Linked DNA regions of Homo sapiens: regions 2 and 3 are each linked to region 1. Evidence: chromatin contacts called from ENCODE Hi-C or POLR2A ChIA-PET data. All regions are on one chromosome and are shown on one strand. The core of a region is the stretch at or near the end of the contact, and the rest is flanking DNA. Distances in the headings are between cores, read along the strand shown. Region 1 holds the start of HAPLN1 (hyaluronan and proteoglycan link protein 1). Region 2 has its middle 150 kb from the start of MIR4280. Region 3 has its middle 94 kb from the start of MIR4280.

The links. A loop is a pair of places that touch in the nucleus more often than their neighbours do. ChIA-PET counts read pairs that join two places held with the same protein, here RNA polymerase II (POLR2A). Pooled maps may share reads with other maps.
Region 2: a loop to region 1 is called in a map of heart left ventricle, with 13 times the contacts of the local background. The contact joins the enhancer-like site here to the promoter of HAPLN1 in region 1. A Hi-C loop is called at or near these places in 36 of 168 maps with a recorded cell type or tissue (A673, CD14-positive monocyte, CD4-positive, alpha-beta T cell and 27 more), 12 of 37 single-sample maps with no recorded cell type and 37 of 50 pooled maps.
Region 3: a loop to region 1 is called in a map of heart left ventricle, with 8 times the contacts of the local background. The contact joins the enhancer-like site here to the promoter of HAPLN1 in region 1. A Hi-C loop is called at or near these places in 59 of 168 maps with a recorded cell type or tissue (A673, B cell, CD4-positive, alpha-beta T cell and 35 more), 25 of 37 single-sample maps with no recorded cell type and 45 of 50 pooled maps. POLR2A ChIA-PET finds 5 or more read pairs at or near these places in 1 of 52 experiments (HCT116).

What each region holds. Positions count from the first base shown.
Region 1 is chr5:83,717,589-83,722,399 of GRCh38, reverse strand. HAPLN1 (hyaluronan and proteoglycan link protein 1) reads left to right here and starts at 1,545. Exons shown (of 5, transcript NM_001884.4): 1 at 1,545-1,611.
Region 2 is chr5:86,966,516-86,971,234 of GRCh38, reverse strand. No RefSeq gene overlaps it. Among named protein-coding and RNA genes, the nearest start is that of MIR4280, 150 kb to the left of the region's middle. Within about 2 kb of position 2,659, at least 7 of the 41 ENCODE cell types and tissues checked have a DNase peak (open chromatin) inside an H3K27ac peak, as active enhancers do; they include PC-3, Panc1, body of pancreas and 2 more, where a contact is called at or near this core.
Region 3 is chr5:87,018,679-87,023,288 of GRCh38, reverse strand. No RefSeq gene overlaps it. Among named protein-coding and RNA genes, the nearest start is that of MIR4280, 94 kb to the left of the region's middle. RefSeq lists enhancers at 2,809-2,928, 2,959-3,018. Within about 2 kb of position 3,013, at least 12 of the 41 ENCODE cell types and tissues checked have a DNase peak (open chromatin) inside an H3K27ac peak, as active enhancers do; they include CD8-positive, alpha-beta T cell, GM12878, ascending aorta and 4 more, where a contact is called at or near this core.

The sequences.
Region 1 (4,811 bases), core at 296-2,795:
CTCAGGTCCTCCCATCCCACCTTGCACCTCCAGGACGCCCTGGACCCGCCCATCCTCCTGCCCCACTAGCTCATCGACTTACGACTCCCTCAGTCCCTACGGCCCACGGAACCCTCTCCCCAACCCGCGCCACAGCCCGAGCGGCGGCGGCGGCCTTAAGAAGCCCGCAGTCCCGCCCGCGCCGCCCCGCCGGGGCCGGAGGTTGGAGCCGGGAGCACGGCCGCGAATCCCCGCACGTCCCCAGCGCTCCGCGACACCGGGCCCTGCTCGCTGCAACTCGGGGACGGCCTGCGTCTCGCCTCCACCCTGGCCGCGGGCCCCTCGAGCTTGTTTGCTTGTCCTCAGTCCCAGGGCCAGCCCCGCTCCCTCCTCCCGGCTGCTCCAACAGCCGTTTGCTTCCTGCGGTGTGTTTCTTTTTTCCCCTTCCTAGACTCCATCAAAGGTGGCTCTGTTATTGAAATATGAAGCCATTTCCTCTCCAAAACCCTTGGTTACTCAAGGCGGGAATCAATGGACCTATATACTCTCCCAGAAGTTATAAATAAACGTCTATTTGTTCAGGAGGCGTTTTCCCGCGTGTCCCAGCATCTTCCCCACTGGTTATTTCAGGGGTGTGTGTGTCTGTGTGTGTGTGTGTGTGTGTGTGTGTGTGTGTGTGTGCGCGCGCGCGCCCTGTGCCCATCTGGTTCTAATCCTGGTTATGGATCCACAACCCAACCCCACCCATCCCGTCTCCCCCTCGCATTCCTCGTTCTATAAATAAATCCAGGTTCTTTGAGCTCTGTCATCCAAGGATACAATAGCAGTTGTTTGTTAAGAGAAATTTAAACTCAACACCAATACTGAGTCCAGTAAACCAGAAAATATGCTTCTGGTGATTTGGGTGGAAGGCCATCTCCAGTTTAAGAAGCTTTATGTGCCACTATCATCATTGTCTGTTATCCTTGATCTCCTTTGGTGAGGGGAAGGCGGGAAAGAGAGGACCTCTCCGACCCTTGGATTTTTCTTTTAAGCAGAGGCTAATAAAACAAAGCGCAAACTGACTGTCCTGAGGAGTCTGCTCACACCGCTGCCCCGCAGATCATTCCACAGACCCCTTGTCCCATCCCTTCTGGACAGACCCAGGACTGATGAGGGTTCGGGTTCGGGAGGTGTGGTGTGGTGGGGGCTTGTGTGGCTGTAGCGGCCGGCTTTCCTAAACCCCAGAGCGGGATACTCGGGATCTGAGCAGAGGGGAAAGTCATCTAAGAGGCTGCTGCTTTACAAGGTCTGGGCACAGAGCTGCCCCTCCCTTCCTCCCTGAAGTTTGCATGAAGTGCACATTAGGCTGTAATTAGGGGATTTGGGAGGAGAACTTTCCTGGTGACGCTTTGCTTTTCTTCTGCTCTTGGTGAGAAAGTGCCTCCTTCTTCCCAGGATCAGGACCTCTGCCATCCAGCGCCACAAAGAGACATTCTGCACACACACTCACACACGCACACACACACACACTCTCACACTCGCCCAGAGACAAACTTAAGGTGAGGAGAAAGAGCGCTAGCTTCACTTGATCTCCAGCTTCCAACTTAAGCAGAACTTGAGAGCATCCGAACTCCTGGATTTCAGGACAAGGTAAAACTTGCAAATTGTTTCCCCCTCTTTTGGTTATACCTTTGTGCCTTTAAGATTTCAGAGGGCAATACACATGCAATGTATATATACATTAAACAAATTTTATTCTTTTCTTTTGAGTTTAGTTTTCATTTGAATTTAATATGACACCTCAACTTTTAAAAAAGTTTCATATTGTCGGATAAAATATTTCACTACAATAAACAGGCTCAGTCTAAAAATGGAGAAAGAATTAACTCTAGTATCTTAGCTTCTGCTAGTGCTCCTGTAAATCTGGTAGGGTCATGGTTTCCAAGTGGTGACTTTTCTATCTGTATCTCAACAACCATTTTTATAGCACCTGAGATGAAACAAGGATAGTATAGGCTGAAGGGAAAGGTGAGGAATGGGAATGTCCAGCCAGGCTTATGAATTTTGTTTCAGAGAATATATAGGGTTATGTGAAAAAGAAAGTTACTTTAGGCATAGGTAATACCTGTTAGATTAATAATCTTAGAAATGTTGCCATTTTTGGCCCAGGCTTCCTTCTCCAGCTAATTATGAACTTAAGATCATAGAATGATGATGCATTTCATATATACAATGATGTTGATGGATAATTTGAATGCACTGAAGAGAATTTATAGTCATAGTTAAGATTACTGTTAAAAGTTGCTTAAAGAAATTATTTGTATGTTGAGACTGTTCCCCACCAAAAACAAACCTAAACTTGTTTGGGCTTCGATTAAGTAGTTTTCTTCCATTGAATGTGACTGTTGTGTTCAAAATAAGATGGCTTATTAATTTGAGAATAAGTTGCTTTATTTTCATTTATCACTGGAAAAATACACACAGTGGCCAGTACATTTGGGAATTTTTAGGGTGGAAAGTGTTCCTGTACATGTTCCAGTGTGATGTCATAAAATCAAACATACTGGCTGGCTTCTTGGAAGCTAATAGTTCTTAAGAAATTAAGGCTGTGGATTGATTTCTAAATGAATGTAATATTTATTCATTACAATTGTAGTTTCTGGTAACTATTTCTATGTGATTATTTCTGTGTACTAAATTTGCAGAGATTTTATACACATTTCAGTCATTTCAGTATTTTAATGGAATGGGAATATTGTTCTATCAAAAGTATATCATAGTAGTTATCTTTGGAGAATTTTTAATGTGATATGATTCATAATTCTTATATCAGTTAACAAATTCCATTTACCTACAAAAATGAAAGTTTCTCTTCCATTCAGTAAAATATAATGTATACCAAAGGACTCTTCAGATATTAGCTTTAGTCTTTAGTCACTTTTATACCACCCATTTTAAAAAATTTAATTGTTTCAGCTAAGAAATGAATTTATACTTTTGTTGATGACCTCTTCCACTAAATTGGAAACAGCTTAAAAACAGAACTAGATAAGAAGTAATTTTACTTAAGGCTAATTAAATGAACAAGAGATAACCAACAACCTCAACAGACCACTGCTCTACAGGAGGAATGTACCCAGAGGCCAGTATTCTCGACAGGAATGCCTTATGGGCCTGGGCTTTCTATGAGAAACAAGAAGGTGGGGAAACATTATGTACTTATTTATAAAATGAGCCATTTATTTTCAGCAAGGCCCTGTCTCTCAGAGGAATGACTGACACTGTAATTTAGAAGTACTGAAGAGACTTTCACAGAGAAGAATCAATTCATTATATCCCTAGTGGTTTCACTTCCTTTTCCTTCCTTTGGGAGCAAGTAACACATCCAGGATAAATACATTCAGAGTACACAGAAAGATACTTTATGAGTAAACGGTCTACTAAACAATCCTGCCTTTTAGCATCTTAGGTGTGGAATATTGGTATTTTCTGAACAGTTGAAGAAGTCCTTTGAATCTTAAGATAGCAATGCACTTCATCTTTGTAAAGATGAACAAAAGTTATATTCAGAAAATGACTCCCTTCCTTAGAAAATACTAGTTTTCTTTTTCATTTCTTTTTGCCCCATGCACATTTTATTTTTCAGATTGCATTTTTAAGATCATGATCTCTCACCAGTTAAAATTCTGACGAAATACCAGGCAAATTTGAAAATAATTTTGATAGTGCTTCAAATTAATTTTCTGACATCCTGCAGCCATGAGTAGTAACCATAGTACTTAGTCTATGTCATTTAAGTGTACTTAGCCTGTCATTTAAAGGTAGCAAAATGCTGTTGGAAGAAGTAGGAAAGGATGGAAACCTGAATATACTTAGGATTTTAATCAATAGTGTTTAAGGAGGATTAGAGGAAACAGCTGGTTAAACAATTATTAGGAGTAGAGAGGACGAGGTGGTATAAATTAATAATGCATCTCTTTATTTACACTGAATGGGAGGGTCTGTGGTGGTTAACTGTGTGAAGCATGGTCCCTGTGTGCCACCTAGTGGATAAGTCAAAGAAGGCTTTCTCACCGGCTTCTTAAAATACTCTGACTCCCTCGGTTGACGTTTGTTGAACATTAACTACACGCCAGACATTGGGATAGGTGCTCAGGGTAGAAACTAAAGCAAGTGATGTTTATATAAGTTAAAAATTAAGGTACAACTAAACAGTTTATGAAATCCCTACTGGTTGTATTTAAGATCACTTTACTCTTTGTTGGATACTTTACCATTAACTTTCCGCCTCCACAAGGATATAGCTTAATAACTGCAACTCACTTCTAATATAGGATTTGTTTTAGACAGACAGGTCATGGAATTGTTCAAGGACTGGTGGAAAGAGTTTGACCATCTTAAATCACTGTTCCTGAAATAGAAATAAATTTCTCTAAGGTTTAATGTTACTGAATTTAGTTGGGAAAATAACTACTAGCTTAAAAGGTTACCACACAGCTGCACATTTTGTTTCATATTCTTTGATTTTTTTATTAAATTGGAAAGGATAGTAGTACAAGTTGTTTTTGAGTAATGAGGTCTATTTTATAAAATATTGCTCTCAAACACTAATAATTAGCATGTAAAACAACTTCATCTATACTTGTTGTTCACTTGGAGTTTTGAAGCAGGAACCTGGCTTCCATGAAGTTGATCTAATAGAAAAAAAATTCTAGACAAAAACAATTACATGGAAAACCACCACTTGAAGGAAGCATTAAGATACCATAGAAGATTAGTCCATTTGAGTATTGCACTGAGAGCTTTAAAAACCTTTTCTTTAAAAGATATACGAATTATCACTCCAACTG
Region 2 (4,719 bases), core at 1,410-3,909, 3.2 Mb before region 1:
TCTCACAAGGACATACCTGAAATACGTTTCATAGTCCATGGCCGACTGTCAGAAGAGTGGTTGAGCATGGTTTTGAAGCAACAAATCTGCCCCCTACTGATAGTAGGCAACCTTTCATAAATCTCAGTGTCCTTATCAGTAAACAGAGATGATGATAGTGCACTGCCTCCTAAAGTCACTGTGAAAATAAAGTATGGATTGGGCACGGTGGCTCACGCCTGTAATCCTAGCACTTTGGGAGGCCGAGGTGGGTGGATCACTTGAGGTCAGGAGTTTGAGACCAGCTTAATCAACATGGTGAAACCACATCTCTACTAAATACAAAAAATTAGCTGAGCATGGTGGCGCATGCCTGTAATCTCAGCTACTTGGGAGGCTGAGGCAGGAGAATAGCTTGAACCTGGGAGGTAGAGGTTGCAGTGAGCCAAGATTGCTCCATTGCACTCCAGCGTGGGCAACAAGAGTGAAAACTCCGTCTCTAAATAAATAAATAAAATAAAGTGTGGCAAGGTATGAGAAGAGCTGAGCACAGAGCCCAGCATAAGAGAAGCGCTTAATACATACATTACTATATTGTTTTTACTAAGTCCCCTTCTTTTCTTTTTTCCATGTTTTTCCTTTCATCTTCCCCTTTCTTCACCACTATTGATGTTGTAATCACCACAGCTTTGTCGGTGGCAGTGCAAGGCACTGAAGTGAGAAGCTGTATATGGAATACATGAGGCGGCTGGGTCTGTGACCATTACCTCCATTCACTGAGATCAGACTGCCTTGTGTATCTAAATAAACAGCCATTGGAAAAGGATTGGTAAGATACACTTGCCACCATATTTTTCCATTATAAGCTTTTGATCAACTTCCATTCCAAGTGGACAATTTACCAGAGTGGTTTGTAGTTATGAAGATGAGAGAATTCTTCAACTCATTTTCTTATATGAAACTCTCTGACTATGGGTTGAATTTGTTTAAGGGAACTTACCTGAGCTTGACAACTAATCACATGTACATTTTTATTTTAAATATTTCATTAAGTGCCTTACATGATGGAGTCTCCTATTTTAAGGTGCTTTAGAGTAGCTGTCTCTTTTGAGAAAGGAAAAGAAATATTTAAAATTAAAATTTTAAAATTTACATGAACTGATGAGTTATAACTCAGAATTAAATGCTAATTTGGATAGAGCAAGAAGAATTAAGTACATTTATAATTTTATTGTATAATTAATTCATCCTTTCTAATAAAATCAGCACAATATAGGAAGAGGTTAGAAAAATACAAAAAAGACCTATTATTAACAACAAATCTGGTGTGCATTTTGCATATTTTTTTCTGGCCTTTGCACATATATTTTTAAAAAATATGACTGTGGCCGGGTGAGGTGGCTCATGCTTGTAATCCCAGCACTTTAGGAGGCCAAGGCAGGAGAATTGCTTGAGTCTGGGAGATCAAGGCTACAATAAGCCATGATCAAATCACTGCATGCACACCAGCCTAGTGACACTGAGACCGTATCTCAAAAAAAAAAAAAAAAAAAAAAGATTGTATTGATGTTTTTTTAAAAATTTTGCTCTTTTCATTTAATACCAATTTTTGCTTAAACACAATATTCTTAATGATTGCTTAACATTCCATTGCATGAATGTACAATAATTTATCCACTTCTGCTAGTAGAGGCATTTATCTCCTTGTCAGTTGGACATTTACTTTGTTTCCAGTCTTACAGTGTTATAAATAAGTGATATTGAATATCCTTATACCTAAATATTTATCTTTATTTGGGGGAGTGCTTTAATGGAAAGAATAATGATGCCAATGGTTTCAAATGGAACTTTTATAGTATTCTTTAATTTTAATTTTTGAATTCAGCAGAAAAGCATGAGTTTTGAAATAAAGCTGAGAAGGATCTGCTTAAAAAGAGGTGGCTGGTAAAATAGCTGTAACTTCAGCATAACTTTGACAAAAATTGAACCAAAGATTTAGCTGAGGAGGAAAAAGAAAGGAAAGATATGGTATAGAAAGGACAATATTATAATTTGAAATAAGGAAAGACAAAGAATCAGGTTGTCTGTAAGATTCTAAATAGGATTTCAAAAGTAATAATGCTACAGACTTTTATAAAAAGAAAAGATGAGAAATTTTGTTTATGTATTATGTTTTAAGAAATTATTTGACATTCAGTTACATATATTTGCATGAGTGATACTGAATTTTAGAATGGATTAAGAAGAAAACTAAATTAAAACCCATCATTATATAGATGGTAGTAGAAATAGTGAGACTGACAAAGACTGATTCATTTAACACACATCCATACAGCATTCATTATACAGAAAATGATGTGCTAGGTGTTCAAAGGAGTAGGAAAATGAAACTTCAGGGGCAAATGATGAGGTGGTGGGTAAATAGAAATAGCTGCACCAGAAAAACGAGTTTATTTAAACTATATTTGAACATATTTTAGTTTTAGTCATGGCTATAAAGTAAAACATGTAAGAATGGGAAATCAAATATTGCCAGCCATCTCTTGTAATAATTAAGAAAGGAGAATAACCATGAGGTGGTGCTATTCAACAAGAAATCAGAAATCACAGCTTAAGAATTTTGATGTTTATTTTGGCTTACTAATTCTCTAGAAAGGCACACTGAAATTGTTAAATCTTCAGGAAACAAACACTGGGAATTTAAAGGGACAAATTACTAACTGCTCCATCTAACTCATTTCCTTAGGCCATTTAAATTTTTGGAAATATTGCAAATAAACGAATCTGTGGTTTTCTGGAATTGGAACAAGAGCAAAGCTCAAAGATACTCAGACAGAATACTTCCTGCCTTGGATAAGCGCCTGCCGTGGGGCCATGGGCAGGTTGAAAGGCAGCCCACGAGGAACAAGAGAACAAAGGCCCTTCTATTTTCATGAGTTTACATTTGTCAGTTTCTCCAGTGGGTGAGACACCTCCATGTGTTTGGCAGAGAGTGGTTTTGGACTGAACCATATGGAATCTTTCCTGAGACAGGCATTGGTTGATTTACATTAATATAAAAGCAAGTGATTTTAAAAAAATATAAAATGGGGCAGTGACACTGAAAAAAAGAATAGTTTCACTTTAGTAACTGACAATACTTTTTTTTTTTTTAAAAAAGAGCCATTTTGAAATAAGCACCAAATGTGCTGTGTATTTTCGTAAACTGTAGCTTATAAATTAGATTAACTATGTATTTCATAAGACTTATATAAGGCTGAATATGGTCTAAACTAGTATTTAAATTATACCCTTCCCCTCCTAGACAATTCTTATGGTTTCATAAATATTACATATGGCCTCTAGAATTAAACCAACTTGGTTTACATTTGAAAATGGGGGTTAGGGAGAGAAGGCCCCATAATAAAGTTTTTCAACTCAGTAAAAAAGTTTACAATGTCAGTTGGAATTTTCAAAACATTTGGGAAATACCCAACAGGAAGATAGAAGCCAAGAAAATCACTTGGAAATAAAGAAAGACATATAGAGGTAAAAATAAGTCAAATTAAGAAAAATGGAAGTGCTTTAGGCTTGCTGAATGTTTGGGTGAAGAGTTCTGTGAAGTTTAGTGGCTCTTTTGAATTTAAGAGGGATGTTCCTATTTTGGTATAATGGGAAAACATAGTTTCCTCAGTAGCTGGCACATCTATCTCCCCTCAACCCGTAAACCGTCAAACCTGTCTTGACTGCTCCGAACTGCTGGGTTTGTCTCGTGCGGATGGAATCTCAATCTTTCTTACCTACACCTCAGAAAGGAAGCACTTACAAGGTGAGGCTAAATCTGAAAAGTAGACAAGGGGATCAAGAGAGAGGAAAAATAAAAAATAGGGAGTTAGGATCAAAGGAAGATTTTGCCCCTCTCTGGTCCCTGATCAGGGAACAGAAAGCAGAACTTCCCAGAGACAGAGCATTTTCTTGATTCTGGCACTTTTTCAAGCCGTAAGCTCTATCGTGCTCTTTCCTTCACTGCTAACTGCCAGTGATGTACCATTTTCCCTTTACAGTTTTTTTTTTCTTCCAGCTTTTGTACTCTGGTTTCCCAATTCAATATGCTGCAATAAGGTCATCAGATTTTTCCAAATTATCCAGTCAAGTGGTAATTTTTTTCAGTCATCTTATTTGTTATCTGGTTCAATCATTCATTGAAATTTGACTTCCTTTGAGTTCTATGAGAAGCTCTCTCCTGTCTCTCTTCCTGACTACCTGAATATTCTCTGTTTCCTCCTCAACTCTTGCTACTTGAATGTCGACTTTTCTGGATTTCAATTTCAGCCTTTTCCCCCTCCAGTTCTACCTACTTTTACAGGATGAGCTACTTATCCTGGGCTCATCTTCTAATTCTTCGTTGATAAATCTGAAATCCATGCCTCAAATCACAAGTCTTTCCCAGAGTTGCAGATATCAATATCTAATTTCCTAGATGTTTTATGAACATCTTCATAAAAATATCTGCAGGCACTTCAAACTCAGAAAGTCCCATACTGATATCTGGCCTTTCCTGCCGAATCTTCCATCTCTTTTTGATTTTATTAATAAAGAGAGCTTTACAACTTCCCTAGCTAGAAACCTTGGATTCATCCATGAGTCTTCTCTCTCTTATATCCTCCAACTCATATCCATCAGAAGTCTTTGGAATTACATGTTTAAATATATTATACATTTGTGCCTTATTTATCTTTGTCCATATTTTATTTTATTGCT
Region 3 (4,610 bases), core at 1,764-4,263, 3.3 Mb before region 1:
TCAGCAAGAAAAAAACAAATAATCCCATCAAAAATTGGGTTAAAGACATGAATAGACAATTCTCAAAAGAATATATATAAGTGGCCAACAAATATGAAAAAATGCTCATTATCACTAATTATCAGGGAAATACAAACTAAAACCACAATGAGATACCACTTTACTCCTGCAAGAATGGTCATGATTAAAAAAAAAAAATAGATGTTGGTGTGGAGGGAACACATCCCATGCTCATGTATGGGTAGAATCCATATTGTGAAAATAACTTTTACACTGCTGGTGGGAATGTAAACTAGTATAACCACTATGGAAAACAGTATGTTGATTCCTTAAAGAACTAAAAGTAGAACTACCATTTGACTCATCAATTCCAGTGTTAGCAGTGTCAAATCTGTATGGATCTGCAGCAACCTCAGTTCTTGCCTCCTCAGAAGAAAGAATTTGACTGAGCAGCATAAGGCAGAAGGAGAGACTGATGCAAGTTTTAGAGCACGAGCAAAAGTTTATTAAAAAGCTTTAGAGCAGGAACAAAAGGAAAGAAAGTATACTTGGAAGAGGGCCAAAAAAGTGACTAGAAAGACAAGTGCACGGTTTGACTTTTTGACTTAGGGTTTTATATGTTGGCATACTTCCAGGGTCTTCTGTTTCTTTTTCCCTGATTCTTCCCTTGGGGCGGGCTGCCCGCATGTGCAGTGGCCTGCTAGCACTTGAGAGGTGAGCATGTGCAGCGTGTTTACTGGAGTCGAATGCATGCTCACTTGAGGTGTTCTTCCCTTATTGGTGGAATGTCTCTGAGTCATATACAGTAAACTCCACCATTTTGCCTCTTATTGCACATGCTCAAGCCCACTCACCCAACTCCTGAGATCTTATTGGAGAGCTGCTCATCACCAGTTTCAGGTTTTTTCTATCTATAGGGAGACTGCCTTTTCCTGGTGCTGGCTGTGACCAATTATTTTCGAGAGATGGTTAACAACTGCCTGACCATCACCTGATTGTCACTTGACGTTCCTGGTGGGGTTTGGGGGAGCCCTCTCCTGCCATGCTCATGCCTGTCCCTAGCTACCTACTATAATGCCACTACTGGGTATCTACCTAGAGGAAAGAAGTTATTATATGAAAACGACACTTGCAGATGCATGTTTATAGCAGCACAATTTGCAATTGCACAAATATGGAACCAGCCTAAATGCCCATCAACCAATGAGTAGATAAAGAAAATGTGGTATATATACAATATAGAATACTACTCAGCCATGAAAAGGAACAAAATAATGTCATTTGCAGCAATCTGGATGGAGTTGGAGACCATTATTCTAAGTGAGGTAACTCAGGAATGGAAACCCAAATATCATGTGTTCTCACTTATAAGTGGGAGCTAAGCTATATGAATGCAAAGGCATAATAATGGTATAATGGACTTTAGGGACTCAAAAGGAAGGTTGGGAGGAGGGTGAGGGATAAAAGACCGTACATTATGTATAGTTTACACTGCTCAGGTGACAGGTGCACCAAAATATCAGAAATTACCACTAAAGAACTTATCTATGTAACCAAAAACCACCTGTTTTCCAAAAAAAAAAAAAACTACTGAAATAAAAAAAAACTACTGAAATAAAAAAAAACTACTGAAATAAAAAAAAAAAAAAAAGATGTCGACATCTGCCACTGACTCTACTGCCAGATTTCTGTGAATAGATAATGTTTCTGTTACAACTGAGTCAAATCCCTCCCTATTTAATAGTATGGCGGGTTGAATTGTGTCCATGAAAGACATGTTGAAGTCCTAACTTATGGTACTTCTGAATGTAGGTCTGCAAATAGGGTCTTTGCAGATGTTATCAACTCAAGATGAGGTTATCTGGATTAGGATGTCACCCAAAGACTGGGATCTTTATCAGAGAAAGGAGAAAGATATTTGAAAACAGAGACAGGGAGACATACAGAAGGAAGAGAGCTATGTGACCACCAAGGCAGAGATTGGAGTGACTGCAGGAGTCATCAGAAATTAGATGTCAAAGAAAAATGCTTCTTTAGAACCTTCAGAGGGAGTGCAACACTGCTGACACCTTTATTTTGGACTTATAGCCTCCAAAACTGTGAGATCATAAATTTCTGTTGTCCTAAAAAATATTTAAAAGAAATCACAAAACAAAAATCAAATTAACTCAAAAGTAAGAAGAAACAATAAAAATAAAGGAATGAATCAATGAAATTAACAGCAGCAAAATATTAGAGAAAATTAATGAAGCCAAAACTTGGTTTCTGGACAAATAAGTGAAATTGGTAAGTCTTTACCTATATTTATCAAGAAAAAAACCTGAAAGGAACTCAATTGCCAATATCAGGAATTTTACCCCAAGATGGTGGATTAAAGGCTTTTAGCATACCTTGTCTACTTGGAAATAGCAAAATCGTGCATCTAAATTAACACTGTGAGGATTTATTCAAGAAGAAATATTAAGAATTCACCAAAAAAGTGAAGGATACTTCAGACACTTGGGAAAGAGAAGGTAGGCAAGCAGCCTGTGTGGCAGTGTTTGGCTGAGGAAAGTGTGTGAAGCCCCGATATGTGAGAGGGGGAGTTTTCTTCTGTCACTCACCTTTCCACTGGCTGTTTATGTAACCCAGGCTATGGGAGAGCAACTTGTTTCTCCCAAACCCTGAAGCTAACTTGGGGAGAGTCTGGGAGACTGAGAGAGAAAAAGGACACTGGAAAAAGCTGCAGGCATTTCCCAGACCTAGGGCTGAGAGGAAGATTCTGTTTTCAATCTGGGCTCATACTAAGTCAGTCATTATTTGATAAGCTGGCAGTGGTGGCTGCTGCAGGCATTTTAGTCTCTGGCCAGAGATTGGAGTACTTGGTTTGCAGAAGGAGACCAGAATGAGTATGGGGTGTGCTCCAGCCATTGCAGCTGGAACTGGGCTCTCTCACATCACAGGACGGAAGTGGGAGGAGACTTGCTGAAGCTGCAGTTTCTCCCAGGCAGTGAGATTTGCAGCCAGAAACAGCTTTGTGACCTGGGACTAGTCTGTGTGTGACATTGTTGGGTGCCCCAGCCTGCTGCCTTAGTCACCTTAGTCAGTTGAGGGAGTGAGCCCTACCGGTTCTGAGGAGAGGGAGGGAGGTGGTTCCCTCTCCACAGACTGGATTGGGAACATGGGCCACCCCTCCCTTCCTGTGCAGAGGTGGCTTCTCTACTCCTTGCCTGGTTATATCTCCAGGCATTTTTGCCTCCAGGCATTTGGTGTACCTGCTCCCACCCCTGCAGGGTTACTTGCCCTCTCTCCAGACTTGAGCTGAGACTGGTCCCACCCATCGTGGGACTCTGTCCTGCCCGGGCAGTCTTAGGCTTTCTATTTTTGCATCACTCAATCCTGAACAGACATTCACCAGAATGTGCTCAGACTGTGCTCAATTCTGACAACCACAAAAGGCTGACAGGATTCAGGGGAGCTGCAGAATTCCTGGAGGTCTAACAATTAAAGCAGATTGTCCCTGGGGGAGGAAGAGTACAGCACAACAAAGCACCCCTTGGGACAAAGGAGATTAGGGTGGCACTCTCCTGTGCTCTAAAGCTACTTGCTTGGGAGCTGAAAGTGATTTCATACCTCCCAGCACAGATGCAGGTGCAGCTCTGGGCTCTGTATGGGAGGATCATGGTTTTATCTCAGTGGCCAGGTGGCACCCGTGCTCAGAAACAGATATAAGAGGGGGACTTCTCCTCCCAGCTTCCCCCACCCACTGCTGCACACATAGCCTTGGCTATTCTCTCTTTTTTCTTTTCTTTTCTTTTCTTTTCTTTTCTTTTCTCTCTCTCTCTCTCTCTCTCTCTCTCTCTCTCTCTCTCTCTCTCTTTCCTTTTCTTTTCTTTTCTTTTTCTTTTCTTTCTTTCTTTTTTGAGACGGAGTCTCGCTCTGTCGCCCAGGCTGGAGTGCAGTGGCGCGATCTCGGCTCACTACAACCTCCGCCTCCCGGGTTAACGCCATTCTCCTGCCTCAGCCTCTCCGAGTAGCTGGGACTACAGGCGCCCGCCACCACGCTCGGCTAATTTTTTGTATTTTTAGTAGAGACGGGGATTCACCGTGGTCTCGATCTCCTGACCTCGTGATCCACCCGCCTCGGCCTCCCAAAGTGCTGGAATTACAAGCATGAGCCACCGCGCCCGGCAGCCTTGGCTATTCTTATGGGAGGTTGGTACAGTTGCACCTGTGGATGGCCATTCCAAGGCTATAATGGGCACTGCAACCCCATGGGTGGTGTGCCCACTGGGCTGGGCTTACAGAGTGGGCAGGGCCCTTCTCCCTCTCTACATGGAGCGGCTGCAGGAATGCTAATCAGACGAGCTGCAAAGCTATCTATGTTGCGCTGAGGGAAAAGGTCTTTCCTGAGGCCAATCTGTTGGAAAGCAACGGTACAGGTATTTTCCGTGACCCTCAGCTGCATGGCAGCCTCGAGATCAATGACAGTGTCCATCTGAACTGAAAGTGACAAGCCCCAGGATAGAGGTGGGGCTGGTACAGCAAGGTGACCCTCATCCCACACCCCCCACCACACACACTGTGGACCTAGATCTACTCATCTTTGTCCCCCATTCCTGGGCCTGCAT